Regions from separate parts of the Mus musculus genome. Here all the other regions are linked to region 3. Evidence: chromatin loops called from intact Hi-C (ENCODE). Cell type or tissue: left cerebral cortex. All regions are shown on one strand.

The links. Peaks named below come from ENCODE experiments on the same cell type or tissue, not always from the same donor. Only the 100,000 strongest peaks of a DNase experiment are listed, where the experiment ranks them.
Region 1: a loop joins it to region 3, with 7 times the contacts of the local background. A loop is called at or near these places in 38 of 42 quality-filtered maps.
Region 2: a loop joins it to region 3, with 2.9 times the contacts of the local background. A loop is called at or near these places in 8 of 42 quality-filtered maps.

What each region holds. Positions count from the first base shown.
Region 1 is chr1:132,964,713-132,972,712 of GRCm38, reverse strand. Gm38687 (a long non-coding RNA gene) reads left to right here and starts at 1,025. Exons shown (of 2, transcript XR_878531.1): 1 at 1,025-1,695. In left cerebral cortex, a CTCF peak has its summit at 3,819 (motif pointing right); a DNase peak (open chromatin) is centred at 3,828.
Region 2 is chr1:133,096,957-133,104,956 of GRCm38, reverse strand. Pik3c2b (phosphatidylinositol-4-phosphate 3-kinase catalytic subunit type 2 beta) reads right to left here. Exons shown (of 33, transcript NM_001099276.2): 24 at 6,157-6,326; 25 at 5,648-5,804; 26 at 5,243-5,352; 27 at 4,031-4,232; 28 at 3,503-3,627; 29 at 2,560-2,677; 30 at 1,523-1,604; 31 at 1,050-1,156. Among named protein-coding and RNA genes, the nearest start is that of Gm51647, 7.3 kb to the right of the region's middle. In left cerebral cortex, a CTCF peak has its summit at 3,344 (motif pointing right); a DNase peak (open chromatin) is centred at 3,351.
Region 3 is chr1:132,754,420-132,762,419 of GRCm38, reverse strand. No RefSeq gene overlaps it. Among named protein-coding and RNA genes, the nearest start is that of Nfasc, 17 kb to the right of the region's middle. In left cerebral cortex, CTCF peaks have their summits at 3,251, 3,634 (motif pointing left) and 4,518 (motif pointing right); DNase peaks (open chromatin) are centred at 2,787, 3,240 and 3,633; H3K4me3 peaks cover 459 bases; H3K27ac peaks cover 297 bases.

The DNA.
Region 1 (8,000 bases), 210 kb before region 3:
TAGCATTCTGGACAGAGTACTTACCTGATCCCAAGTCCCCACTGGGTCTCATTCTCTTCATCAAAGATTCAACAGGAGGGGGCTGTGTGCCAGGCACTGAGGCCAACAGGGGGCCACGGGGTTGCTTTAGAAGCCCTCTTCCCTTGGGGGCTTGGCTCTTTGATGTGTCATTCCCCACCTTTGTTATTCCCGACTTTTGTCTGTGCTGGTTTTGATATTTCAGCTCTCCCTGAATCCACCCAGTGAACTGGCTTAGGTAAAACATTCCTTCCTTCTCCATACTCTCCATTCTGCTGTCATTTTGGATACCAGCTATTGGAGAGCAGAGGACGAGGCTAGCCCGGCAAGCACTTCTGCAATAGACTCTGGATTCCTCATCCTGCACCTGGGCCCCGTCATCAGGCTTCTGGGCTTCTGCACCTGAACCAGGCAGGCTGGCTGTGGCTGCTCTCCAATTCCCCATCGAAGAAGGGCCAAGCATAGTAGAACTGAGTGAGTCTTAGAGAAGCAGAGGCCTGAGATACCCAAACACGTGCCTCTCAGTCCCTCGCAAAGAGTTGGTTTACTAGGACTCTCTGGGCTCCTGCAGTTGTGGGATGGGAGGCGAGAGGACACTGGAGGTGGTATTGTATGTCATGATTAATCTGTCAACTTGATAGTATTGAGAAGCTTCTAGACTTGTGACGTAAACCTCAGGGTGGGGCTGTCATGCACTCCCAGAGGGATTAACATCTCTCCCTCTCCTTCCCCCTCTCCCTCCCATCCCCCTCCCCTCCTTTCTTTGTATGTATGTCTGGTGTGTATATGTGTGTCTGTCTATCTTTCTGTGTCTGCCTGTATTCTCTCTCTTTCTCTGTCTGTCTGTGTCTGTTTGTCTCTCCCTTTATGTATGTGCATTTGTCTCTGTGCATCTGTGTCTGTCTCTCTCCTCCCTCCCCTTGTCTTTCTCTGTGTGTCTGTCTGTCTCTCCCTTTATGCATGTGCATCTGTCTCTGTGTCTGTCTCTCTCCTCCCTCCCCTTCTCCCTCTCTATATGTGTGTGTTGTTCTCTCCCTCTGTGTGTCTGTGTGTCTGTCTGTCTGTGTAGGGGTGTGTGCACACCTATGTGAGCACAGAGGCAGAAGGTACCCAGCACTCTCTTCCATCACCCTCGGTTTATTCCTTGGGTCACTATCTCTCCCTGAACCTAGGGTTTACATTTTCTTTGCTAAGCCAGACACTAGCAATCCTTTCCTCTCAGTCTCCGTTGGAGTTGGGGCTGCAGGTACACCTGGGATGCTCAGCTTGCTACATGCTTTCTGGGATCTAAATTCTGGTCCTTATGATGGCACAGCAAGCAGTCTTAGCCGCTGAGCCAGCTTCCTAGCTCACAGTCTGACTTCTGATCTTCCAGCATTGTCTTTCCCAGACCTGACAAATGCCGGCATTAGCCAGAAAGGCTTTTGCACAACTCTGGGTCCTGAGCACCGCTGGACTAGTGGGTGATAACATCCACACGTGGTAGAGAACAGTATGAGTTCTCTGCAGTCTCCTACCAGCTTGCTGCTGACCTTGGACAAATCCTTTTCACTTTTTTGGATTTGGTTTCTTCAACTAGGGCAAATCTGCCTGCCTATACGTCTCGTTGGATTAAAGGTTAAAACATGACATTTTTTTTCCCAATGGACCCACAAGTTCGTTTACCTCTTCCCTCAGGTACGTAGAAAATATTCTGAAATGACGTATAAAACATGGGAGATCTGGGCTTCGATAATCCATGTAAGACTGCAGTCCAGAATCAGGGCCTATGAAATGAAACGTCTGAGTAACAGACCTGGTCAGTCCAGAGAACACCCACCCCTGGATGCACAGTCCTGGGATGTTTTTATGTGCATGAGTTTTCCTGCCTTGTGCCCATGGGGGCCAGAAGAGGGCAACAGACCTCTGGGAACAGTTGCGCTGGGACTTGAGGTTGGGTTATCTGGAAGAACACCCAATACCTTAACCTCTGAGCCCTCTCTCTCACCCCCACAGAACTGAAATTTTATAGATCCCAGAGGTAAACAGAGTCTACATTATTAAGGGCTTTCATTTTTTTAAAGATTTATTTTATTATTTTTTTATGAGCATTTTGTCTGCCTGTATGTACGGGCTTGCCCGGTGCCCTCGGAGGTTGAAGAGGATCTCTTGGATTCTCCTGAAACTGGAGTTACTGATGGTTGTAAGCCATCATCTGGGTACTGGAAACAGAACCCAGGTTCTCTGCAAGAGTAGCCATTGCCCTCAACTATGTAGTCATCTCTTGAGGGCCCCAGGAACCACGCCCAGTTCTCGTTCCTTTAAGAACTGCATCTCACTGATGTCTATTGTCCCTGTTCTGTACTCCGAGAAACAGAGGCTTGGATAAAGTAAATATGTCAGCGTACATAGCTGGTAGCAGAGCCTAGACTCATCCCAGGGTTGGTGGACTCCAGAGTGTGTGTGGGTACTGGTTCCACAGCTCCTGCTGCCCATGATCTCTGCTGGTGGGGAGGCCTAGGCAAGGGACATGTCTAGGTTAGGGTTTTATTGCTGTGAACAGACACCATGACCGAAGCAACTCTTATAAGGACAACATTTAATTGGGGCTGGCTTACAGGTTCAGAGGGTCAGTCCATTATAATCCAGGTGGGAACATGGCAGCATCCAGGCAGGCATGGTGCAGGAGGAGCTGAGAGTTCTAAATCTTCATCTGGAGGCTGCTAGCAGAATATTAACTTCCCAGCAGCTAGGATGAGGGTCTTATAGCCCACACCCACAGTGACACACCTACTCCAACAAGGCCACACCTCCTAATAGTGCCACTCCCTGGGCTGAACATAGACAAACCATCGCAGGGTAGTACAGGCTAATGTGGCCCTGTGAGGTCTTGGTGGCCTGAGCAGAGGGGTCTGACACAGGACAGAAAGTGAGCTGGAGGAAGAGGCTAGACTAAGTGGGTCAGGCTTGAAGAGCTGGGTCCCAGATGAGGCAGACCAGCATCACCTCCATCAGGAAGCTCCCTGGCCACACCATCACAACTCGGAGCCAGCCTCTTCTGGCACACGTTGTGTTAATCCGTTTGTGTTACTGACACTGCAAATTCTTTCTCTTCTCCCTTGTGACGTCCTCAGGGGCGAGACTCCATTACATATTGCCCAAGGCCCCATACAGCCTAGTGAAGATTAGTGGGTGATTAATGAGAACCCTTGGAGTAAACGATTAATAATGACCATTCCTAAGACTGTAAAACATGATTCATAGACATTCTGTTATTCACGCATTCATTAAAACCCATGCACATTTGCTGAATCGTCAGTAACATTCCTGGCTGGGGATGTGCCCTGTGGGGCAGTTGGGAGTCTAGCATGTTTGAGTCCTGGGTTCAGTTCCCAGCACTATGCTAGGAAAAAAAAAAAAGTCAAGACAGCCTGTCTGTGCCCAAGGGACTCGTGGTGAATTAGGGCCAAACAAAGGCAGAAAAGACAGAGCATTGCATTTGTGGAGCGCAGAGAAAGGTCATCGGAGGTCCCATGAGGGATGAATCAGGGCCGGGTTTGTGAGGAAGGGGACCAGGTGAAGGCCACCATGGACATCTGGGAAGCTGGGGAAGGATGGATCTGTTTGCTAGTTGCTGCCAGGAGGGGAGTGACAAAACACTTTTGATTCGAGGACAGAATGCTTTGAATTTTACGCCTGTTATCTCAAATTACACTAAAAACTGCAGCATCGAGAGCAGCAATGAATGAGCAAACAAACAAACAAACAAACAAATTTCTGTTTTGTGTTCTTCCTGCACTACTCTCATGCAGTACCCACAAGCGGCCACAAGGGGGCAGTGGGTCCTATAGAGCTGATTTATCGTGAGAAGCCATAATGGGGCTGGGAATCCAATGCAAGTCTACTATGCTCTTTAACCTCTGAGGCATCTCTCAAACCCTGAGCTGGCTATTCCTAAGAGATCTGTTTACCTGTGTTGTCTTGGCACCACCTTTACAAACAGGGGAGGACACTGGAGGAGGGAGGCCACCAACGTCCTCACTTTCCAACTGAAGTGATAATGTGGAATGTGGGTGAGGGATGTGTGTCTGGTCCTGTGACATGCATTTGACCCTGGCTCTGCACTGCCTGTTTGGCGCTGTGTTTCCCCTGGAAGTTTTCGTTTCTTTCCTTCCTTTCTTCCTCCCTTTCTTCCTTTCTCTCTCTCTCTCTCTCTTCTTTCTTTCTTTCTTTCTGATTTATTTATTTATTTATTTATTTATTTATTTATTTAATGTATGCAAATACACTGTAGCTGTCCTCAGACACACCAGAAGAGGGCTTCGGATCCCATTACAGATGGTTATGAGCCACCATGTGGTTGCTGTGAATCGAACTCAGGACCTCTGGAAGAGCAGTCAGTGCTATTACCCGCTGCACCATCTCTCCAGCCCTGGAAGTTTTCAGCCCAAGATATGCCCAAACCAAGCAAAGTAAGAGTGAAGCCAGCTCAGGCTGCCCTAGAACTTCTTTTCAACGAACTCATCTGTCACAGAAGGGACCAGAATGTCTCCAGCCATAGCTATTAACTTTCTTTGAGTGGAGCCTTTTAGCCAGCCGCTGAGAAGTGCAAAAGGCCAGCCCCTTCCAGGCAAAGCCACCCAGGGTATCCCATCACAGGCATCTCCTAGCCTTGAGGCTTAGTCCGGTGTGCACGGCAGTTCTCAAGCCTGGCAGCTGTCCTCTGGCTTTGTACCTTTGATAGCCAGCCAGGCTTCTTGGTCATCACCAAGGCAGAAGCCTCTCTGTTGTCCCACCAGGAAGGAGGCAGACTCAGGAGCCTTTCACAGTTCTCTGTCCTCCATGTCCCCAGGATTGGGTCTGTAGTGTTGACACAGTTGTCTTTATCTGTTCCCCATATTCTGCAGCCTCTAACATACTGGCTCCTAGGAAGGGGAAGGTTCTCCTTGTCGGCTGGAGGTGCGGCTGTGGCAGCCTGCATTAAACATACTTGTTTTTCTAAAACAATTTCTTTGATGGCCGTTGCTTTCTCTTCTCTTCCTTTCTTCCTGTGGGCTATTAAGACTGAATCTGTGACAGTGACTGCCCCTTTGACCTCACCATGGATCCTTCCAGCTTTCATACTACAAAGAATCTGACTGTTGGTCTTGGTACTAGATGCCAACCTGTGGCCTAGCTGTCCCTGCATGAACCCTTCTATCTGTGGGTCTTGACCCTAAGATCCCACTGGGTGACTCCCACCTTTCTACTCCATGGAAATGACTTGTCTACCAGCCCACCATAGTCACAGAGTCCTTTGCTGGCAACAGGTGGAGTGGGATAGACAACCTATTGACTCTGGCAGGCCAAACATGGCTCTTGATTGAGCTGAACAGTGCCCTCCACCGGTACTCTTGACTAGGGCTTGTCTGATCATGATACTTACCTAAGGAAGTCTCAACACACACCATTACCTGCGAAATTACCTCTTTGAAAGCTTTTTAGGATAGTGAGTTTCCAAGTGGCTAAAAACTTCCTAGTATTCCTTCTTCACCACCCAAGGCCCTGTGTGGGCAGGCACCTGGATGCTCTGTTTCCAATGTCTGGCACATGTTTTTTTGGGGATGAATCATTACATTTAGAGTGCCCTCAGTTCTAGTGACATTCATCTTTTTTTCTATTTAGAAAAGTAATATACGGGGCTACAGAGATGGCTCAGCAGTTAAGAGCACCGGTTGCTCTTCTGGAAGATCTGGGTTCAGTTCCCAGCACCCACATGTCAGCACGCAACCTTCTGTAACTCCAGTTCCTGGGAAACTCATGCCCTCTTCTGGAGTCCTTGGTCACCAGGCATGCAAATGGTACATAGACATTTATGCAGGCAAAACACCCACACACATGAAACTTAAAAATTTAAAAATTTAAAAAGTAATACGTACTTACTGTAGGAAAACTGAAGAACATATTTTAAATACATAAAAACAAAACTAGCTGCAGCCTGTTCCTTTGCAATAGCCATAGATAATGTTTGACGAGTTTCACTGTGCGTGGATGGCAACCACATGTATTTGCGGCTAGGCTACAGGATGGGCATGGTGCTAGCGTGCATCGGATCCAGATGGCTGGATATTTGGGTCATTTCTGTGGGCTGTTTATTTATTTATCTTATTTTATGTGTATGGATTTTGACCTACATGAATGTATGTATATGTGGATGCCTGTGTCCACAAAGGTCAGAAGGGAGTGTTAGATCCTCTGGAACTCGAATTACAGATGGTTGTTTGCTACTATGTCGGTACTGGGAGTTGAACCCAGGTCTTCTGAAAGAACAAAAATGCTCTAAGATTTGGGTCATTTCGTCAGTGTTTCGGTTCCTTACAATCTACATAAAACTGCACTAAACACCCTTCGGGATCCGTCCTTGTGGGGGTCTTGGACGTAAGGTTTTCAATCAAGGAGTATTTCTTTTTTTTTTTTTTTTTTTTTAAAGATTTATTTATTTATTATATGTAAGTACACTGTAGCTGTCTTCAGACACTCCAGAAGAGGGAGTCAGATCTTGTTACGGATGGTTGTTAGCCACCATGTGGTTGCTGGGATTTGAACTCTGGACCTTCGGAAGAGCAGTCGGGTGCTCTAACCCACTGAGCCATCTCACCAGCCCTCAAGGAGTATTTCTACCAGATAATTAATTCCAAGGTAGAATGTTAAGGGCTTTATATAAACTAATGACTCTTCAGGGCCTTGGCATTGATCCGCAGGGCTCTGCTGTTGAAGGTGTGAGAATTTTCCCCGCCAGAACACTATCATTCAAGATAAAAGAATCCCCAAAAAACTATGGCGAACATAAGGAGGCTCTCAGCTTGCTTGTCTTTGGTGCTGGGGCCATGTGCATCCTGGCAGGTGTCTCACTGTGGAGGCAAGCACAGGTCTCAAGTCACCAGGGGCCCTGGACCGCGGCACTGGACAATCCTTAACATCTTGGGCCAGATGATTCCTAATCTGTCCTGCACTGCAAGATGGCTCGGGGACCTGGCTGTCCATTAGATGGTGACACCCTTCCTTCCTGCCTTTATAACCCCAAAATACCTGTAGATATCCCCAAATGTCCCCTGAGAACAAAACCACCCCTGGTTAAGAACATCTGACTTACTTTATTGGCTTTGAATGACAGAACCAAGTCTAAAGAAACATGAGGAACTTGTACAAAATCTCTTCTTTCTTTCTTTCTTTCTTTCTTTCTTTCTTTCTTTCTTTCTTTCTTTCTCTCTCTCTCTCTCTCTCTCTCTCTCTCTCTCCCTTCCTTCCTTCCTTCCTTCCTTCCTTCCTTCCTTCCTTTCTTTCTTTCTTTCTTTCTTTCTTTCTTTCTTTCTTTCTTTCTTTCTTCCTTCCTTTCTTCCTTTCTTCCTTTCTTCCTTTCTTTCCTCTCTCTCCCTCCCTCCCTCCTTCCCTTTCTTCCTTTCTTTCTTCCTTCCTTCCTTCCTTCCTTCCTTCCTTCCTTTCTTTCTTTCTTTTTTTTTTTGACAGGGTTTCTCTGTCTAGTCCTGGGTCTTCTAGAACTCACTCTGTAGACCAGGCTGGCCTCAAACTCAGAGATCTGCCTGCCTCTGCCTCCTGAGTGCTGGGCTTAAAGGTATGGGTCACAATCCAGGGGCATGGAATTCTCTCTGTGGATCAGATTCATTTTTTCTTCTTGCTGCAGACTAGTTTTCTGTCCATGCTTTGGTACGTGGAAGGAAAGGGCACCTCTAGCATATCTGAACCTGAGGCTAAGGAGAAGTCAAGCCTACAATAGAATCTCTTGGCTCCGAATCCAGATTTGTAGGGAGGGACTCTGATTGGCCCGGACTGGGTGGGTTGCCCATGGCTTATCTAGTCAGTGCTGCTGATAAGGGAGTGCAGTACACAGGGCCCCTGGGTGTCTTGCTGTAATTGCTATGTAGCTATGCAATTTCTGGGAAGGAAGCAGCCGGATCACTGGTCCTAGTAGTCCCCTAGACAGTGTACATTTGAGGGAGGTTTAG
Region 2 (8,000 bases), 340 kb before region 3:
GTCCAGGCAGCATCTTCTACTTTCTAATGGTCCCTGAGGCTACCCTTTGGTCTAGATTATATCTTGCTCCCCCTCTGGCGTTTTGTGGCATGCACCTAATCTTTCTGTCTGATTCCCAGCTCATTACACTCTGATAAAAACACCTACTGTGATTACATTGAATAGATAGATAGATTAGTTTTCAGTTTCAGTTTTTCAAGACAGGGTCTCTCTCTACATAGCTCTGGCTATCCTGGAGCTAACTATACAGACCAGGCTTGACACAAGCAGAGAATGGTCTCTCTGCCTCCCAAGCTCTGGGATTAAAGAAACGAATGCATCATGTGCCTGGCCTGTACTACAGTTGCAAATGAGCCATCGGGTCTCTGAGGCATCTTTTCTCCATGATTAACTTGTCAATTGGTCCCTTGAAGCCCTCAGAGGTAGAGACACGAGTCTGAGAGCAGAGGCTGTCTGCTCAAGGCCAGCTAACTACTGATTCACTTTGATTGACTCGGTTCAGTTTTTCTTTGTTTTCTGAGCCCCAAAGTAAGCCATATAAGATGCTGCACATCACAAATGTTCAACAAAAGTTCCTTGCCCATCCGTGATGCTGTTAGAACCTGGTACTGCCTTGCCTCTGCCGGGAGGAAGTGCAAGGGCTGCCCTGTCTACAATCACCTGTCTACATGTATCTATTACTACAGCCAGGTAGGAAGCCCCCTAGGTCTCTCCTTTATAAAACTATAATTACTACCACAACAGTACTACTCAGAAAGGCAAGAGCTTCCCATGTTATTATTTCATCCCTACAGCAACCCTTGGAAGAGGCACCAATATCATCTTAGAAAGAGGCTCTCAGTACCCAGGACACTGCCACAGACCACAGCAAGCAAGCAGCTGTGCCTGAATTGCCTGGTCAGCCGCAGGCCTGGCATAGGCGGCCTGCGGTGGAGGCTCAATAAATTTCTGTGGTCACTCTCATTATCCAGGGGCGGAGAAAGACTGATTCGTCCAAAAACTACCAACAGAAAGACCAAAGACCACAGGAGAGCTGTGCCTGTACTTACCAAGCCCCGAATATGCATCACCATGATGAAGAGTTTGTTGTTTTTGTAGGAGATAGACAGCTTCACCTCCCCACCGACCTTCCCAACCGGCCGGGCCCACGTCCCATCTGCAGAAATAAAGGAAACAGAAGTCTATAGGCCAGGAGTGCCCCTGGTTGGTGCCAGGCAGACATTTCTACTTCCTTCCTGAAGCCCTGCCCGGCCTGTCAGGTTTCTGATTCTCAGGTGCTCTAGAATGCAATGTGGGATTGGGTAGGGATGAGTGTACCCTATCGGATAGGGTCATCACTACCTGAATAGCCGTCCCCAAGGGAACCCAGCCGTAGAGCTGTGGACACCACAGCCCGGATGGAAAACCTGAGTCCTGGGCCAAGTAAACAACTGAACAGGAAAGAGGATTGCCAAAGAGGTGGGGCTATGGTTTGGCAGGACTGCCACCAGGAAGGTGCTGTGCCACCAGGAAGGTGCTGTACCTGAGGACTTCGGAGCTGGGCTGGGGCCTGAAGCCTTCTCATCTCGGGGCAGGGGGTGGAAGAAAGTATACACCAGATCACACTGGAACAGACCAGAAAACAGGGCCACTCTTCAGTAAGACATGACCCAGGAAGGGTTAATTTTATTTACACAGATACACACACACACTTTTTTTTAAAGAAAAAAAAAAATAGCCGATGGTTGGATGCGTAGGGGAGCCAAATCTTATACTCTCAGCACTCAAAATGTAAAGGGTAGATTGTTATAAGTTCCAGGTTAGCCTAGTCTGCAAAGTGAGTTCTAGGCTAACCTGAGCTAAAGAGCAAGACCCCAAGCTAGACTGTGGTGGTGGCACAGGACTAATCCCAGCATCTAGGAAGCAGAAGCAGGTAGATCGAGGCCAGGCTGGTCTACAGAGTGAGTTCTGGGACAGCCAGGCCTACCCAGAGAAACTCCATCTCCAAAAATAAAAACTAGGAGACCTCAACTCAAAAGACAAAACAGACAAAGGTAAGTAAATAAAAACATCCAGGCCACTTTGGGCCAAAAGCAGTCTATAGTACTGCACTTCTCGCTTCCCGATTTCCCCACTGACAGGCACGCACAGCTGGGGCGGGAGAAATCCTGGAGTTAGTCTGGGGCTGAAACACAAGCCTTTCTCTGGAGAATGTTTCTAACTTAAGCATGGGAAATGAAAGCAAAACCAAACCAAACCTACGTCTGAGGCTAGACCCACCACAAACCAAACCTAGGTCTGAGGCTAGACCCACCACAAACCAAACCTAGGTCTGAGGCTAGACCCACCACAAACCAAACCTAGGTCTGAGGCTAGACCCACCACAAACCAAACCTAGGTCTGAGGCTAGACCCACCACAAACCAAACCTAGGTCTGAGGCTAGACCCACCATACACTGTGCTCTCTCATCTGTGGTAGAGCCAGGCACTGGTCATTCCTCAAGAGTACAGACCGCTCATGTCTTCCCTAGGACTCAGACCTACTTCTCTCACACCCCCACCCCACACCCACTCACTCACCTCAGCCACCTCAGGGGCTGCATGAATCAGGTGCCAGATGTAGCCATTTAACTCCTCCTTCCTCCTCTCAGCCACTGCCTCTCCCCGGGAGCGGCCAATCACAAACCGGCTAGGGAAGCTAGTGTGAGAGGCAGAAAACAGACATAGGGACACGAGTGAGTCTGAAGGCTTAGACATTCCATTTGCATCTCTAGTTACCTTTCTTCCCTGACTCCTACTAGACTCCCCAGTCTGTGCTCACATCTGTGCCTGGGTTGATCCAGCTCTATCTCTTTCTCTGTACACACCACACACACACACACACACACACACACACACACCCCGGAAGCCAGGTCCCAAACTCTTTCCATCTTGCAAAACTGAGGCAGCACACTTGTTATACCTCAGCCACCAAGTCTACATTCCATCCCTAAGACTCTGATTACTCTGGGGGACTCCAATAAACAGAATCATCTTCTGCCCTGGCGTCTTTCATTTAGGCGCATGACGTAGCTATCAAAGGTCCTTCCCTTTCAATTATATATACATATTATATTATTATATATTAATTTCAATTATATATTATGTTATTATATATTGCTATACTATAAATGATCATATATACATTGTATTATCTATATTATATATACACACACATACATTCTTTTGCTATGTTATAAACCTCGAGTCACATTGAGATCACCTAGTGCCCTGCTTTCAGCTCAGCTGGCTTGCTTTCTGGCTGGTGCCCCCACACTTTGTTTTCCAAGACTAGGGCAAGGCGGTTGGGATGTCTGGAGATACGAGCCAGCAGGGGGCGCTCCTGTTACCAAGCCCAACACCAGGCTGACAGATTCTCAGTTTGAAATGGTTCTTTCTCAAACAGCAGTCCTGCTAGCTCCCTCCCTCGTACCCCCCACCCCCATCTTTCAGCTCTGGCAAGACTGGGGGGGGGAGGGGCTACCTGGGCAGGAAGGAAGAAGGGAAGAGCAGGCGCAGCTTATTGTGCAGTTCCTGGAACTCCTCGAATGTCCTCTGGATGTATGTCGCCTCGTGAGCATTCTCTCGCATCACCTTCACCACATATACCTGCAAAGGACAAACTCAGAGTACTCCTGCCTGACTCGCTACCGACTAGAGGGGAGTAGGAGTGCTTGTGTTCGTGGGAGTGTGGGGTGTGTGTTACATGCCCGAAGGAAAGTCTCTAGTAGAGATAAGAGGGTAGGCAGCACACAGGCAGGAACCTAAAAGCAGAGACTTCCTACCTGTGTCTCACCGGACACATGACTCACAGAATTACCAACCAGTTCAGCGGCCTGAGCCTACTTTAATGCAGGTCACATCAGCGAGGGAACTGGTCTGTCTGGGTTTACTCCCAGTGCAATGGCCTCAGTAAACTCCAGGGCCCACTGTGCAGGTGTGGAGGAAGAGTTTACTCTAAGAAGGCCGGTGGACAGGGAGCAACAGAGGGTCAGAGAGGAGAAACACTTACATAGCCCTTGCTGGGGTGGAAGATCTTCTCATGTCGGCAGAGGAAGACATCTCGGATGCGGCCAGAGCTCTTGAGAGTGTGTGTCCGGGGAGCGAAGGAGAGGGTCAGCCGGTCATCTGAGCCTGTGAACTTCATCTGAGCCAGGTTATGGATGAAAAAGTTGAGTTTCGTGGCTACGCTGCCCAGGCTGGACTCAATCAACCTGTTTGAGCATGGGAAACAGGGGATGCAGCCAGGGACCCAACCTGCCTTTGCCTTGACAGCTGCCCAAGCAGATATTGTAAACCCTGAGATTTCTTTTCTTCTTTGAGGGAGGGGGACAGGATCTCACTGTGTAGCCTAGCTTCAAATTCATGGTGATCCTCTTGCCTCAAGTTAAGTACCAGGATGACAGGTGTGTGCTATCAAGCCCTGAGTCCTAAAAACAACCACCAGATTGAATTATCTTCCCAATGTAATAGTCTCAGAGCACCTGATTGACGCAATCACCTCATGTAGTTTATGTCTGTGAATCCTGAGTTCCTGTCCCTCCTGCCAAGGGACGAGGGAAACTTGGAACAGCACATGCCCACCTAGTACTATCAAATGGAATTCAAGGACCACACTAGGCCCTGCTCAAAAACACTAAATTCTATGTGAGGTCTGGTGGAAGAGCCAGAGTCTGACCAAAAGAAGGATTATAAACTGGATGTGGGGGCTCACACCTTTAATTCCAGCAGAGGCAGGTGGATCTCAGAGTTCCTTCAAGACTAGCCTAGTTTACAGAACAGGTTCCAGGACAGCCAGGGCTACACAGGAAGATCCTGTCTTGAAAAACTAAAACTAAAACCTTTTAATAAAATCCAGCTTCCACCCTGACTCCTAGACAAAGTCGGTGGTTGGGACCTGGTAAAGAGACAAATAAGAGACAGGCAGTGGTGGCACATGCCTTCAATCCTAGCACTTGGGAAGCAGAGGCAGACAGATCTCTGAGTCTGAGGCCATCCTGGTCTATAGAGAGAGTTCCAGGACAGCCTGGGCTACTTATACATATTGGCCTCAGAATGCAGACAGGAACAAACTGATTACCAAGGCAAAAATGGGGATAGCAGATCCAAGCCCTGGCCTTAACGTTTGGGCTAAGCCTGTCCCACTGCCCAGCCTGCTCCTGCCAGCCTGGCAGGCAGCCAATGGACTACTTAGGTGGCAGTGCTGGTTTGTGCTGCGTGTTACCTTGTGAAGTAGGTGGTGGCATTGGCCTCTGTGTCCTGAGGTCTCAGGGCATCATACACATACTTGAGGTCCTCCAGGTCTGAGAGCTCGGGGATTCCACAGGACAGCATCTGGAAGAGGAAAGGAGAGCACCGGGTAACAGCAGCCCAGCATCGCTTCCTCTCTGCCGTAGGCCAGGGTTTTCTATACAAGCTGCCTGATTGGGGTTATAGGCAGATGCTGTGGCAGAGGGCCACAGAAATGGAGGGGCTAAAGTAAGAGGTCAGGCCCCACTGTCCCTGGGTTGTCTGGATGCCCTTAGGGAAGAAGTGGAGCCCCAGGAATCCTCTGGAACAACCCAGGGCAGCCTTGAAGATGGAGCCAGGTAATAAGAAAGAGGGCTCACAAAGAGATGGAGTTTCTCACCAGGCCCAGAAGGTTGAGGAAGAGGTGGGTGTGCTTGCGAATGAGGTTGTAGGCTTGGCAGCAAAGGTCAACAAAATCATGGAAGCGGCTGGAAGGCTTGTCACCCCCATTGATGACATACGCCATGTCTGAGGTGAAGACAAACGGGGCACGGTCCCTGGGCCAAGGGGACATAGAGGGTAGACGGTCAATACGGAGAAGGGAGGTCATCTTGTAAGCGCCATCAATCGAGGTCTGCTTTCCTTCCCCTCACCATGTGTTCCGACCTGGGATCTAGTAGTACCTTCTCCCAGCTCCCCACTAGTTCGAAGCTTCCCATCGCTTTGCTTGGTCCCCAATGAGGAAGAAGAGCCGATCTTTGCCCTGCACAAACTCGAGCTCCTTACCGGTCTTCTGGTCTCCAGAAGCTGCTCAGCCCAGGGTCAGTGCCCTGAGGCCCAGCTGCTCCAGTCTCTGTCTTGTGTCCCAGCCCTGAACCACTCTGGCCCTCCACACAGGAAGCCACTTACCTCTTGATGTTACCAAACATCTGTGCGTGACCCAGGAAGCGGCCGAAATCTATATGGAACATGTGGCCCGTGGTCTTTAGCATGATGTTGTCATTGTGTCTGTCACAGATGCCCAAGATGTATGTAGCTACACAGCAGCCAGCACAAGAGTAGATGAAGTTCTCCACAGCCTGTGGAAGTGGAGGCAGGTGGTGGAGCCACAGCCAGCTCTGACCTTCTTCTCTCGTGTGAACTCCAACGGCACCCGGCACCTGCCTGCTTACCTTCATCATATACCAAAGCACACACTTGTTTGTTTTTTTCTTTTTCTTTCAGGGGGGCAGGGGTGGGGTTGAGACAGGGTTTCTCTGTGTAGCCCTGGCTGTCCTGGAACTCACTCTGTAGACCAGGCTGACCTCGAACTCAGAAACCCGCCTGCCTCTGCCTCCCAAGTGCTGTGATTAAAGGTGTGCGCCACCACTGCTTGGCCAAAGCACACACTTATGTACATAGAAATGACCTCCATTTTTTTTTTTTGAAGTAGGAGAAGAAAGGTTTATATGTCTATACATACCCTTCAACTGAATTTGTTTTTTTGTTTTGGCTGGAGAGACAGTGGACACAAGCAAATCCAGACAGGAAGACCTTAGTGGACAGAAAGGCTGATGCTTAAAACCTTTCCCACAGGTCATGAGAACCCTGACTTGAGTCTGGCTACTGAATAGCAAGCAGAACTAAAGGCACCTGACCCTTCTTCATCCACCCGTCTTCCTGCCCCAAATAACACTCCACTCCCAGAGTGCTTGATGCCAGCTAAATGCTTACCTAATTAAAATCACCCCACTCCAGAGAAGAGCTGAGGCAGCTTCACACTTCCTGCAGTGTTTTGCACTTGAAAATCAGATCTCTCTATTTGGTAAAATGTGTTGGGGATATTTTGGAGGCTTGTGGGGTGGGAGGGGCTGGGGTAAGAGCATTTGTGTCATAAGCACGAAGATCTGAGTTTGAATCCGCAGTAACAATGTTAAAAACAAAAAAAGCCAGGTATGCCATGCGTGCCGATAGCCCCAGTGTGGTAGGACAGAGACAGGCAGCGTCAGGGAGCTCACTGGCCTGCCAGCCTAGCCGAAACAGCAGGCTTCCAGCTCATCAACAGACCCTATCCGTACAGTAAAGTACAGTGACAGTGGAAGACACCTGATGAGCTGCTATGGCCTGTACACCCATGGGTGTGTGCACTAAGCTCACTCATGTCCATACACACACACAAAGGAGGAGGGAGCCAGGCATGGTGTCATTTGGGAGGCCGAGACAGGCCTCTTTGAGTTTGAGGGCCAGCTTGGTCTACAGAGTGAGTTCCAGGCCAGCCAGCGCTACATAATGAGACTCTGTCTCAAAAATCCAGACATCGTAGAACTCAGCTTCTGTACAGGAAAGATCATTTCTTAGAAAGAAAAAAAAAACCTATGAATGAAAGGAAACCACTTGAATAGGAACATAGCCTATCCAATCCCAGACCTGACTTACCATCTCTAGTAACCTGCCCGTCACAGGCGTTCTTTATAGATAATGTCTCTGGAAGGTCACAAAAATGCTGTATGAATGACCGCCAGTAAGGACTACACTCTCTTCCCACCTCCCTGAGCCTGCAGGTATGAATCTCGATTCATGTATAGTCCTCCTCCTTACTGGAGGGTCTCACTGATATAATGTGGATTCTGTATACTAAATATAGTCAAGTTCTTTTCTTCTGCGCATTACCATAAGAAACCACTAGTACTGCGTCTCACTCTTGTAATCCCAGCATTCAGGAGGCTGAGGCAAGGAGAAGCATGAATTCCAGGCCTGCTTGAGCTATGCTACAG
Region 3 (8,000 bases):
TGCGCCTCTGATCTCAGTGCTCTTACAATGAGATTCAAGGCAGAGACAGAGAATCCTCAGACCTCCCCCCCCCCCCACACACACACACCAGTTAGTCTGGCAGACACAGCAGGGAAGCAACAGGGTCGAAGGCAAGGACCATGGACCAAATGAAGAAAAGGATGCCCTGGAGGATGCTCAGCGGTTAAAAGCCTTTGTGCTCCTTCAGAGGACCTGGAGGGTTCAGTGCCCACATCAGGTAGCTCACAACCACCTGTAACTCTAGCTCCAGGGCATCTGATGCCCAGTTTTGGTTTCCAAAGACAGTAGGCATACATACTGTGCACATAAATATATGCACGCACTCACACATATACATAAAATGAAAATTAAAGAAACAAATATTTTATTCACTTACTTTTTCTTCCAGCAGAAGCTCACTACGGTGCCTCTGGTGACCGGTCTGGAACTTATCATGGAGACCGGGCTGGACTCAGGCTCACAGAGATTCTTCTGCGTCTGCCTCCCGAGGGCTGGAGTTAAAAGTGTGCGTCACCATACCTGGCTCATAAATAAATCTTTTTTTAAAAAATACGTTTAAAGGGCTGGTGAGATGGCTCAGTGGGTAAGAGCACCCGACTGCTCTTCCGAAGGTCAGGAGTTCAAATCCCAGCAACCACATGGTGGCTCACAACCATCCATAATGAGATCTGAAGCCCTCTTCTGGAGTGTCTGAAGACAGCTACAGTGTACTTACATATAATAAATAAATAAATCTTTAAAAAAAAATACGTTTAAAAAGGAAAAAGCCAAGGTAAGCACTGGCTTTGCCCCTTCTCTGCTTCCGACGTAACCCTACCCGAGCCAGCAGCAACCCCACACACCTCCGCCACCACTTATGATGCATTTGGGCAGAGCCTCTGGTGGCATTCTCTTTATGTTCTGAGATCGAGAGAAAGGATGAGTTCAGAGGTGAGGGACTTTTGGAGGAGGTAGTTTCAAGACGGCATAATATACAGGCTGTGCACTTACCCGATTTACAGCGGGGAAAGGCAGAAAGTAGAACAGAAAAACCAAACGTGCAGTTTGGCCAAGAAAGGAATGTGAACCCGGCTAAAGCTGCAGACCAAGGCTGAATTGAATGTTAGCTGTGGAAAGTGATGTGTCTAACTGTTGTTCGAACGCTGTGCTGGTTCACCCTCATCGTCAGCCTGACCTGACTTGCCTGATTTGGATCCATCTAGGTGGCACACCTTGAGGGTCTTTCTAGAGGAGTGTGACTGAGGAAGGAAGACCCTGAATCTTCCCGTGCACACTTACGCAAGAGTGCAAAAGTCAAGACTGAATAAAATATGAGAAATCAATGAGTACGGATGAGCCCTACCGTGAAAGGATGAGACAAAGGACCTCTCTTTGGTCTTGTCAGACACCGGGGGTTTCAGGTGTGCTCTGAACACTCAGCTTGTTGTATATGGATCTGAACTCGGCTCCCTGTGAGTGCCCACAACAACAGGGCCATTTCTTCAGCCCACTTCCATTCCTTCACAGGTAACCTCTGCTAGATAGCAATATGAGGCTTTTACATACATGGTCTAGAGTATTCTTTAAGCATAGTATTCTTTTCTTTTATAACTGTGGGTTTGCCCACACCTATGCAAGAGTGCATACTTCAAGATTATAAAAATATACCTTCATGTTTTCTTTTGTATGGGTTTAATTTTATTTTTAATTAGTTGCTTGGTCGATAACAAATTTCGGTTTTAGGAATGACTATTTCTTTTCCTTAACACTGTAGCTCATATTTCATGTTCACCTGTTTCTGAAAGTCACCTCATTCTTTTTACGGTGGGAATAATAACCAGCTCCCTGAATATAGATCATTTCTATACAGTATGGCATTATAAATAATAATGTGAGACATACCCATCTCGATGGCATCCAATGCAGTCTAATGCTTATGCAGTTAGTATTGTTTACATGTCACTGAGGGATCAGCTTAAAAATTCAGATTCCAGGGCTAGAGGGATGGCTCAGCAGTTAAGGACACTGACTGCTCTTCCAGAGGTCCTGAGTTCAATTCCCAGCAACCACATGGTGGCTCACAATCATCTGTAATGGGATCCTATGCCCTCTTCTGGGGTAGGTGGTAGTGGTGTTGTGTCTGAAGGCAGCTACAGCGTACTCATATACATAAATAAATAAATCTTTAAAGAAAAAATTGGATTCCAGTTTAGTATATCCAAGGGAACTTGGGGTCTAGGATCTGTAACAGGTTCCCAAAGTCTTCACAGTCCTGTGTGTGTGATTCACCTCTCTAGTATGTGTCCAGTCACTTGGGGAGGAAGGAGCATTCACAAGCAGTCTGACCCTGTCTTTGAAGGGCTTGAACAGTGAGGAATTTTCCATTAAGTCAAGTCTATTTCTAAGCCCTGGTTCTGCCACCTGGGCACAGGCCTCGCTCCTGTGCCAAGGCTTTAGCATTTTGCTTAGACCGTCTCCATGGCTTCCCTTTTTCCACCTGTGCCACAGATGCCCAAGTCCTGGGAGGGCAAAGAAGAGCTTGTTCCAGCTTCGAACCCAGTCTCTGACCTAAGCTCTCCCTATGCCTGCCTGGCCACGGAAGGCCATGAAGTGTTCTCAGCCATGCCTCCAACCCCCATGCTTCTAAAGAAGACTCTCCTAGTCTAACAGGATGGGGGTGGCTGGTTGGGTGGATTCCGAGAAGGAAGAATTGAGTAGAGGAAGAAGGCCCTAGTGGTGTGCTGGCAAATGCTTAGCTGGCTCAGCTCTCTGCTCTCCACAGCAGCAGCAGCAGCAGCAGCCGGCTGACACCACAGCCCTGATGTCTAGCACTCAATTGTTTCGGTGGTGTCTAGTCTCCCTCCACCGCCAGTGTCTAGCTGGCAGAGTACCATCACTGCATGTGGTAACAGTTAGAGCAGTCCCAAGCAACAGAGACAGTAAATGTAAAAATCCCCAGTGACACTAGATTGTAGCGTAATCATTAGAAAATTAGGAGTTTTAGTGCTTGCCGTATTTTTAATGTATTTAGTTGTAAATTTTTAACGAAGGCTATATTTAGCAACACGTCTTCGAAATATAGCTATCTGCTCTCATGAGCATGTTTGAGCCAGCTCCAGCTAGTCCTTTTGGGCCTCCGCTTTGATAGTTGGAATTTATCTTCAAGGACAGACAAGCCTTGGAGGCTCCTTACTGCCTATGCCTTTGAGACGCTCCCATTGATGCTAGCATCAGCGCTCTGTCACCCCCTATCGTCGACACCAGTGTCTACAAGTACCAGGGAGCCTTACTTTCTGGGACAGATTTGTACACCCCAGCGTAGGTAGAGTAGTCCCCTTATGCAGCCTTTTTGCGTGATTCTTCAGCTCTATTATGCACCCCATCATTTGGGGCGAGTAGAGGTAGTAATCACGCGGCATCTCATTCTGACTTTGAAGGGCTCAGTGAGGGTTTTCCTATTAAGTCAGTCTATTTCTAAGCCCCAGTACTGTGCCCTGGGCACAGGCAGAGGAGGTCCGCTCTCTATCGTCAGCCAGCTACTCTCTCCGTACCCACCAGAGCAACGGGTCCTTTGAGCTCAGACCCTCCCGCGGGGAGATGCAGTCAACCTTACCTGGAGCTGTAGCGCCATCTAGTGTCTCTGTAGGGACATTGTCGCGTTCACCGGCTCTTCAGCCCCGCCCGGGCACCCCTGAGTATGCTGTGCTGATTTTGTCTGAAGTAGAAAGTCTCTCCAGACATCCACATCAATGTGGATCACAGCTGAGAGCTCCAGCCTGGGCAACCCCGGGGTTCCTCTCAGCCAGCAGCTTTCAAGCCTCATCGCCTAAGACCACCTGTGAGAAATACATTTACAATAGACACAGCAGTCCAGGATATCCTGTGTAGAGAAGGTTCGAGAAACCATGTCTACCCTTGCTGTGTATAATGCATTTGGACAGTTCTGTTATTATTCTTTTTTTCCCATTAGAGGAAAAATAAAGAAAAGCCAGACACAACTTCAGCAAAGAGAACAACTTATTCACTGATTGGTCATTTACCTGTTGTTTGCAAAATCTAGCCTAGACTAACAAATCAGTTCACTGAGGACCAAAGAAAGAAGAAATGAGCTCCCCCAGCGAACCAAAGGCAGATCCATCAAGGTCCAGGTTGCTGCTGTCTAACCCTGCACTCTTTTCCTCTAGTCGCTGGCCTTTTCTGGGCTCTTACTTAGCATGGAAGCCCAGAGGCCCCACTGGCCTTGGTCTGGACATTTAGGCCACATGGATGTGTGTGCAGGTGCCCCATAGCCCCAGAGCCCCAGAGGCCAAGGTCCACCATCTTCTGGAGAGGAGCTTCTTTTTGTAGCACCAGGCAGGTTTACTAATGGGGAGGACAAAGGCAGGTCAACAGGTGGTATTAGCATTCTTACTCCAAGTCACAGGCCTAAAAGTAGCCTCTGGGATGTCTGTCTGTCTGTATTTTTTTAAAGACTTATTTATTATGTGCATTAAGTATATAGTGTGTGCATGCCTATATACCAGAAGAGGGCATCAGATCCCATTACAGATGCACGTGCAGGTATACACATGTCAGAGCATGCATGTAAAGATCAGAGCCACCATGTGATTGCTGGGATTTGAACTGAGGACCTCTGGAAGAGCAGTCAGTGCTCTTAACCGCTGAGCCATCTCTCCAGCTCCCCTGTCTGTATTTTCATGTTTTAGATAGTGACTCACTATTGGGTTGTCCTCAGATGGACACTTCACCCTTGGGACTGAATTTCTTTCTTTTTAAAAAACAATTTATTTTTATTTTATGTACATCGGTGTTTTGACTGCACACGTATCTGTGTGAGGATATCAGATTCCCTGGAACAGAAGTTAAAGAAAGTTGTGAGCTGCCATGTGGGTGCTGGAAATTGAACCTGGGTCATCAGGAAGAGCAGCCAGTGCTCTTAACTGCTGAGCCATCACTCCAGCCTGATCTGAGACTGTCTTTCTCTCTTTCTTTCTCTTTTTCTTTCTCTCTTTCTCTTTCTCTTTCTCTTTCTCTTTCTCTTTCTCTTTCTCTTTCTCTTTCCCTTCCCCTTTCCCTTTCCCTTTCTCTCTCTCTCTCTTTCTCTCTCTCTCTCTCTCTCTCTCTCTCTCTCTCTTCCTTCCTTCTTTCCTTTCCTTCTTGTGTGTGTGTGTGTGTGTGTGTGTGTGTGTGTGTGTGTGTGTGAGAGAGAGAGAGAGAGAGAGAGAGAGAGAGAGAGAGAGAAAGAGAATGCATGTGCAGGTATACACATGTCAGAGCATGCATGTAAAGATCAGAGGACCACTTTTGAGAGTGTTCTTTCTTTCTAACATGGGTTCTGAGGTTCAAACTCAGATTATCAGGTCTGTGCAGCAAGCATCCACTGACCCACCTTGGTGGCTCTGAAACTCACTTCTAAAACTTGAATCTTAGCTGATTCTTTAAAATGATTCCTGGTGCAGTGTTCCTAGGTGTGGAGGTTTGAATAGGTATAGCCCTCAAGGGCTCATGTGTCTGGAGGCTTAGCCCATAGGCAGTGACACTGTGAGAATGTGTGGTCTTATTGGAGTAGGTGTGGCCTTGTTGGAGGAAGTCTATCACTGTGGAGGCAGGCTTTGAGGTCTTACATATGCTCAAGCCATGCCCAGGGTGACACACAGTCTCCTCTTTGCTGCCTATGGATCAGGATGTAGAACTCTCAGCTCCTTCCTAACTCCATTTCTGCCGGAACAATTCTATGCTTCTCACCCTTTGATAAAGAACTAAACCTCTGAAGATGTAAGCCAGGCCAAATTCAATGTTACACTTTATAAAAGTTACCTTGGTTATGGCATCTCTTCACAACAACGAAACTAAACCCTAACACACTAGGTGAACAGTAGTAGAAAGATACATCCACATGATTTTCCCAGAGGGTATTTTGGCATTTAAAAAAAACTAAAATTTTAGGTTGAATGTATCTGGAGATGTAGCAAGTTTGAAGTAGCCCTGGGATACCCACGACCCTGTCTCAAAACATATAAAACAAAACAAAATAGCTTCAATGTTCAAGCCCACCAACCTAGACATTCTATTGGTAGACATTTAATATAAGGGACTAAATATTATACATTTAAAAATGACCACCATAATGTCTTGTATTTCTAAAAATATTTTTATTTTTTATGTACTTGGCTGTTTTGCCTGCATGTATGTCTGTAGACCACATGTGTGCCTGGTACCCACAGAGGCCAGAAGAACATGTTGGAATTGAAGTTACTGACAACTGTGAGCCTCTATATATGGGTGCTGGGAATTAAACCCAGGTCCTCTGGAAGGGCAGCTAATATGCTCTTACCTCTTGAGCCATCTTTCCAGCCTCCAAATTTTGTATTTTTTAGAGGGAAACATATGAATAACATCAATATAGAGTTAGTTTTAATTTTCTGATTTTATTACAAAAAATGTAATAGTATGGGGCCATTTTGTATCTCAGTGTGGAGGGTGAAAACTTACAGAAGAGCAGGTGACAAGACCCTCTGTGAAGTGCCCACTTCCTAGGACCAGAGTGGCTGCCACCTGCCACTAAAGAAGGGAGTTGTCCAGAATCACATGCACACTGTTCCCCAACCCCACACCAGGAGCCTCTGCTGCGTGCACCTCTCTGAGAGTCATTTGGGGGAGAAGAAAGGAAACTCTGGAAGTTCACACTTCTCTGTGCGTAGATGCACACGAGTTGCCAGTGGGATGCTCACAAGAGTAGGAGCCAGAGCGGTGTCAGGTGTTTCAAAATAGTATTTATAAAATGTGGTCTGCATAAACATTGTCCTGTGAAAGGATGTCTTGTGTTAAGCTTCTGGCTATTACAAAGCTGCAGTCTCAGGGTTGTATTGCTGTGAAGAGACACCATGACCATGGCAACTCTTATAAAGGAAAACACTTAATTGGGGCTGGATTACTGCTCAAAGGTTTAGTCCATTATCAACACGGCAGGAAGCATGGTGCTGTCCAGGCAGACATGGTGCTGGAGATGGGGCTGAGAGTTCTACATCTGGTTCCACGGGCAGCAGGGAGAGAATGAGAAACTGGGCCTGAAATGCGCTTCACACCCACTCCAGCAAGGCCACACCCCCAACAATGCCACTCCCTATGAGTCTATGGGGGCCATTTTCATACAAACCACCATAGCTGCTGGGGACGCTTGTGAGCAGGGTCTTGTTTAAGCATAAGTTTACACTTTCCGACATAAATGCCCATGAGTGCAGTCGAGGATTGTTTCCTGGCTTAGCATAGGGTGGTCCTGGGAAATGCTTCATGATTGTTTGAGAAGAACACGTGTTCTGGTGAAAAAGACTGTTTCATACATCTCTCAGGCCCAAGCGGTGTGTAGTGTGGTTGAAGCTGCTTGTGTCTGCATCATTTTCTCTGATTCTCTCTCTCTCTCTCTCTCTCTCTCTCTCTCTCTCTCTCTCTCTCTCTCTAGCTCTCTCTCTCTTTCTCTTGTACTGGGTATTGAAGTCTTCAACTGTTGCTGTCCAACGTGACAATCTTTGTCTTTGGAGCATTTAATCTACTTACATTTAATGTTTTATTGAGCTAATTGGATTTCAACCTGCCATATTACATTCTGCCCTCTGTGCATCTCATGTCTATCCCTCTCCCTGCCCCCCTCCCGGGCCTTTTCCTTCTTTATAGTGTCCTTTGGGTTAAGTGCATTCATCTAACATAGCTTTTAGATGTACTAGGGATCAAACCCAAGGCCCACCATGCACAACACACACTCCACCACTGAGCTACATCCTTGTGTATGAATTTAGTTTCCTGGTGAGCTCTCTAATTTCTGAGCAGTTGTTTTAGTCTAGAACTTCCTAATGCTGCAACACTTTGATATAGCTCTTCATTTTATGGTGAACCCAGCCCCCAACCATAAAATTATCTCATTGCTACTTCATAACTGTAATTTTTTTACTGCTATGAATTGTAATGTAAATTTCTGACAGACAGGATATCTGATATGTGACCCC